2 separate regions of the Homo sapiens genome follow, and region 1 is linked to region 2. The links are chromatin loops, found by intact Hi-C in ENCODE. Cell type or tissue: Caco-2. All regions are shown on one strand. Each heading gives the region's core, and the rest is flanking DNA. Links, peaks and the distances in the headings are about the cores only.

What was found. A loop is a pair of places that touch in the nucleus more often than their neighbours do. Peaks named below come from ENCODE experiments on the same cell type or tissue, not always from the same donor. Only the 100,000 strongest peaks of a DNase experiment are listed, where the experiment ranks them.
Region 1: it touches region 2 in a loop (5-fold over the local background); 2 of 110 quality-filtered maps call a loop at or near these places.

Annotation. Positions count from the first base shown.
Region 1 is chr2:207,555,809-207,558,735 of GRCh38, forward strand. All of the region lies in intron 2 of CREB1 (cAMP responsive element binding protein 1), which reads left to right. Among named protein-coding and RNA genes, the nearest start is that of CREB1, 27 kb to the left of the region's middle. In Caco-2, for the core only: no CTCF peak of the experiment used is centred there; a DNase peak (open chromatin) is centred at 1,273.
Region 2 is chr2:207,476,544-207,479,470 of GRCh38, forward strand. No RefSeq gene overlaps it. Among named protein-coding and RNA genes, the nearest start is that of CREB1, 52 kb to the right of the region's middle. In Caco-2, for the core only: no CTCF peak of the experiment used is centred there; a DNase peak (open chromatin) is centred at 1,538.

The DNA of each region.
Region 1 (2,927 bases), core at 284-2,783, 79 kb after region 2:
GAGAATTTAGTTGTTATTACATAGATATACATAGAATGAGCAGAGATACTCTTACAATATCAAAATTCCTATTTACTTAGTATTAGAGTATATTTAGAAATGATAGTATTAATTCAATAACAGTAAAATGTATTATTAAACAATAATACAGTATTTTTAGTGAAATGATCCAGAAATAATTACATTTTAAACTTATGGGTAAATGGTGCTCTCAGATAAGGGAAGAAAACCTTGGCTATGTATGACAACTGCTTTTTTTATTTTTTTAATATGACACAGATTTATTTTTTAACAGTGGGAATGCAGATAATATGAAAGCCTAAGTTTATATAACTAAACTAAAAATTAGGATAAGCAAATAAATTGACATGTAAGGAAATTTTAAGGATGATAGCAGTTTTTGTTTCCTGTATATTTTAAATATAATTTCTGATTCTTTCATTTCATCTTTCTCTTTAACATCCTATCTTTAAGAATATTTTCTCTCATTCTTATGTTTTTGTTTGCATGCATTCTCCTCAACTATTTTATTAACAGCTGTTTACATAGATAGGAATGAGAAAGGTGGTTAACTTAAAAAACAAATAGCAGATACAGACCTGCTAGGTAATAGTGTGATACCGTCTCTTTCAGATGAAGGTTCCCAGGAGAATATAATCCTAGCAGAAGCTCTGATATATGTAGCTTCAGTTTCTCCAAGAGTTTAAAAGTTCCTAGAGAAGTCACCTAGCAAGAATGAATCATGGGAAATAGAGGACTCACCACACTTGGGTGTCTGGCTGAGGTAGTGTGAGCCAGATACTGGATTTCCAGCAAGAATATAGTCAGAAGGAGTGAGCTGTTCTGTGTTTTCTCCTAAGACCACCAGGGTTTACCTCCAGCCTTCAGGAATAAGACAAAGCCAAATACATCTAATGTACTCATACGAGGCAGGCTGCAGGATTGAAGGGGAGAGAGCCAGGACTTCCATCAATATAGGGTCAACAGATAAGAATCTGGGCTCATCTGTATATTTTGCCCTTTAGAAAGAGGAAGACACAATGCTAGGCCGGGCGCTGTGGCTCACGCCTATAATCCAAACACTTTAGGAGGCTGAGGCGAGCGAATCACTTGAGGTCAGGAGTTCAAGACGAGCCTGGCCAACATGGTGAAACCCCATCTCTACTAAAAATACAAAAATTAACCAGGCGTGGTAGCACACACCTGTAAATCCAGCGACCTTAGAAGGCTGAGGGAGGAGAATTGCTTAAGTCCGGGAGGCAGAGGTTGCAGTGAACTGAGATTGCGCCACTGCATTCCAGCCGGGGTGACAGAACAAGATTCCCTCTCAAAAAAAAAAAGAAGATGCAATGCCAGCAGGCTTCTTTATGATGATAGCCCTTAACACATCTTATCTCTGGAGTCACACTATTTTGTCCAGTCTGGTTGTCCCCAGAGTAGGCTGTATTGTGTCATCCTGGGAATTCCTTTCTCCCTACTTCCATTTTCTCACAGTTTGTGTTTTTGATATGGTAAAGCATGTTTTTCAGTGGTTTTATGAGAAAGAAAGGTTGGCTGAGTAAAGATAGCATGTTATAAAAATTGAATGTATGGGCCGGGTGTGATGGCTCACACCTATAATCCCCACACTTTGGGAGGCCGAGGCAGGCGGATCACGAGGTTAGGAGATTGAGACCATCCTGGCTAACACAGTGAAGCCCGTCTCTACTAAAAATACAAAAAAATTAGCTGGGTGTGGTTATGGGCTCCTGTAGTCCCAGCTACTCGGGAGGCTGAGGCAGGAGAATGTCATGAACCCGAGACCGCACCACTGCACTCCAGCCTGGGTGACAGAGCGAGACTCCATCTCAAAAAGTAAATAAATACAAATAAAAATTGAATGTACATGTGCCTTAACATCTAGAAGATGTACAACAAAAATATTAAAAGTGATTAGCTATGGGTGATAGGAATATAAAGGGTTTTTATTTTATTTTTTATATCTGTATTTTATAAATTTATAATGAGAGGAGCCATTATATAAAATTATTAGTGTAGAAAAGGGATTATTCATTGAGTTAGCTAGGTATATTTTCCCTAGAGAAGACTCAGGAAAGAGAACATAGTAATTGCTTCAAATATTACAAGAGCATTTATATGGAATTGAGATGAGATACTCTGAATAAGGTTATGGTTCTCAAACTTCAGTGTACGGGAAAGTATGATTGGGTTCCTGTTAGAGTTGACTTTACAGAGTATCCTGTGTGACTCTAATGAAGCTATTCCATGGACCACATTTTGAGAATCAAATAAAACTAAGCAAGATTTATAGTGGCCAGAGAGAAAGTGATTAATAAGTAAGGACTTTATTACTATCCAGAGATGGAAGCTTCTGGTTTTACCCTATATGCCAAAGACACTGTCTTTATAGGGATCTTCCCCCCAGGCTTCACAGTCACATATTTCGCTGCCTGCTAAAATAAACATCTCTACAAATTCAGATGTCAGAGTAGTTTCATCATCTTCCATTACAACCCCAGTCACCCAAAAGCCTATCCTTACTTCTTGCATTCTCTTTTTCAATTAAGGACAGTCTGCCAATTCTCTTTCAGACATGAAACATTGGGTCATCTGCAGTTCCTCTCTCACCTCTTTTAACTATTCATAAAGCCCTTTCTGGACTGCTTCCAAATTTTCATAAAATCACTTCCCTCGTTCCCATCTCTACTACTACTAACTGCCCTCTTTTTGGCCTTCATCATCTTTCCTTAACTACTTCATGGGCTTTCTTCGTTGGTCTCCCCACCACCAGTTTTCCCCCTGAAATATATATCTTTCACACTGCCACTAAAGTGATTTTTTTTTTTTTTTTTTGAGATGGAGTTTTGTTCTTATTGCCCAGGCTGGAGTGCAATGGCGCGATCTCGGCTCACTGCAACCTCTGCCCC
Region 2 (2,927 bases), core at 253-2,752:
CCTGTGGGGCATAAGTCACTTGCAGACATACTAATGTGGCCTGCATTGTTTGTTCTTTTAATCAAAATATTTTACATAAAAATCCAATTTTGGGTTTCTCAGTAAAGTCAGAGGACTTGGCGTGACTGGGCCAATCCTTCCACTGGAACTGATGAGTGACTGCCCCTTTACAGAGAGCACATCACTATTGTTTGCCATTATCCCTACCCCTCCCTGACATGAACCCAGCTCATCTCACCGGTTTTCACTAGTTGCCTGCACTCTGTAGACCTTTAAGTTACATCCTTTTTGGTTCTGTCTCTGAGAATTGTGAGGCACATATTTATTCTTTAACATCCACAAAGCTCAGGAAATTTAAATAGCACTTGGGCAGGGGACAAAGTTTATGAGCACTAATTCTGACGTATTCCTTTTCATTTCCCATACACTTTTCTTCCACTTTATCCTGTCATCGTTACAACATCCCGCAAGGGTTTTAGGCATTATTTGAATTACAGGTTATCTCTAAAGCACCTGAAGTTTTTGTAAAGGAAGTTTTTATATAAATCTACATTTAAAATGATTAAAACAGGCTAACGGAAAGCACATTGAATTAGGAAGCAGAAAACCTGGGATCTTACTCAAAGCTTTTTCCTGGATAAAGTCTGTGGCATTAAGTAATCCATTTAAACCCTCTTTACCTTTTAATACTCCATAAATAAGAGACAATGATACTTGTTCCTCCTACCTCACCAAGATTTTTTAAAATAACCATAAATCAGAAGACATGTGTTAAGTATTCAGAGTCTACAAAAGAAATGTATGCTAGAAAGACCAAGATAGCATCAGACGATGCAGCATTTGATATACAGTAAATATGAAAGAGTTATTCAAAGGGGACCTTATGAAAAAGGAAGCTATTGCTATATAATCATATCTTATATAACAAATAATAACTTTTTAAAAGATAGAGGTTGGGAGAAAGGAAATAAAACTCTTTACAATTTTATTTTCTTTTTTTTTTTTTCTGGAGACAATGTCTGGCTCTGTCACCCAGGCTGGAGTGCAATGGCACAATCTCAGCTCACTGCAACCTCCACCTCTCAGGTTCAAGCAATTCTCCTGCCTCATCCTCCCCAGTAGCTGGGATTACAGATGCGTACCACCACACCCAGCTAATTTTTGTATTTTTAGTAGAGATGGGGTTTCGCCATGTTGGCCAGGCTGGTCTTGAACTCCTGACTTCAGGTGATCCACCCACCTCGGCTTCCCAAAGTGCTGGGATTACAGGCATGAGCCACCAGGCCCGGCCACAATTTTTATTTTTAATGGACTTGATTGATTACTGATTGCTACTGCAACCATTACTTAAAATTTTTTTTTATATACTTAATATATAAGTTACGATATGGGGTTCAGGACAGACTATCCCAGAATATTTTCAGCTGAAAGAATTTGAGAAAAATGACAGAAGCAGCAAGTCCACTCTCATCATACCGCTACCCTTCTCTGAAGCAGGTGCTAACAGCTTCATGTGCGAGGCGTCCTCCCTATGCCTGGAGGGAAAAAACATCCTTATCTCTGAAGACCTAGGGTCACAGAAAAGAATCTGAACAATCAGGTCTTGCTAAATTTCCCCCAGTGCCTTACCATTAGATCACACCCTTTTCACCCTATCGTATTTCTCCATGACTCTTCACTGTTCATCAAACCTAGCATGAAAATACTCACATTTACCCATTTCTTGGGGGTCTTCATTTCTTTATGAGGGCCCTCATGTCACATAAAATTTATATTAAACACATTTGTATCCTTTTGTTAATCTGTCTTTTGCTGTGGGGACCTCAGCCATCAACCTACGATGGGTAAAGGAAAAGATATTTTTCTTCTACAGTTAAAAACATAAAAATTAGAAAATCCCTGGGAAATATTTTTATATCACCAGCAAATATCCTGACTAGTCAAAGTGAGGCTTGCCATCAAAAGGAAGTCAGGATTCATCTATTTCTATTATGACCTTTCATTTCCTGCTGCATATTATAGTACATAGTAGACATTCAACAAATGTGGTTGACTGATGGATGGATTCATTTAACCGGTAATTATCAAGCAAGCACTATCAGGCAGACTGATCCAAGCACTATGGGAAGTGGGACTCGGCCTCCCTCTCTTACGACAGACTGGGCATGTGTAAACTTCTGTGCCTATGTTGCCCCATCAGCAATCTGGGGTTTCTAACTCCTAACATCCTCTAGTAATTTTGTTCATTGTAGTGAAAAACTGTCACTATACTCCTGGACTGAAGATTGCTGTAAGACAGTGGTTCTCAATGGGAGGCAAAGGCATTTGTTGAATGTCTACTATGTACTATAATATGCAGCAGGAAATGAAAGGTCATAATAGAAATAGATGAATCCTGACTTCCTTTTGATGGCAAGCCTCATTTTGACTAGTCAGGATATTTGCTGGTGATATAAAAATATTTCCCGGGGATTTTCTAATTTTTATGTTTTTAACTGTAGGAGAAGAAAAATATCTTTTCCTTTACCCATCATAGGTTGATGGCTGAGGTCCCCACGGCAATGGGAGGCAATATTGCTCCCCGGGGACATTTGGCCATGTCAGAATACACCGTTTATTGTCACACTAGAGGAAGGGGTCCTACTAGCATCTAATAGGGAGAGGCCATGGATGCTGTTAAATAGCCTATAATGCACAGGCAGCTCCTCCGTCCCAAACAGAGTTAGCAGCGCTGCGGTTGAGTAGAAAAATGCTCTAAGTTCACACATAAGTGTCATAAAGATCTTTGTGGGGTCACAAGGATGAAGGTCATCAACTTCATGCATAATGATTGAAATGGGAGGGGTCTAGCAGATCCAAACTACTTGATTATTTGATATTTCACAAAATACTGACTAATCTGCGTCATAATAACTATTGCTTACTGT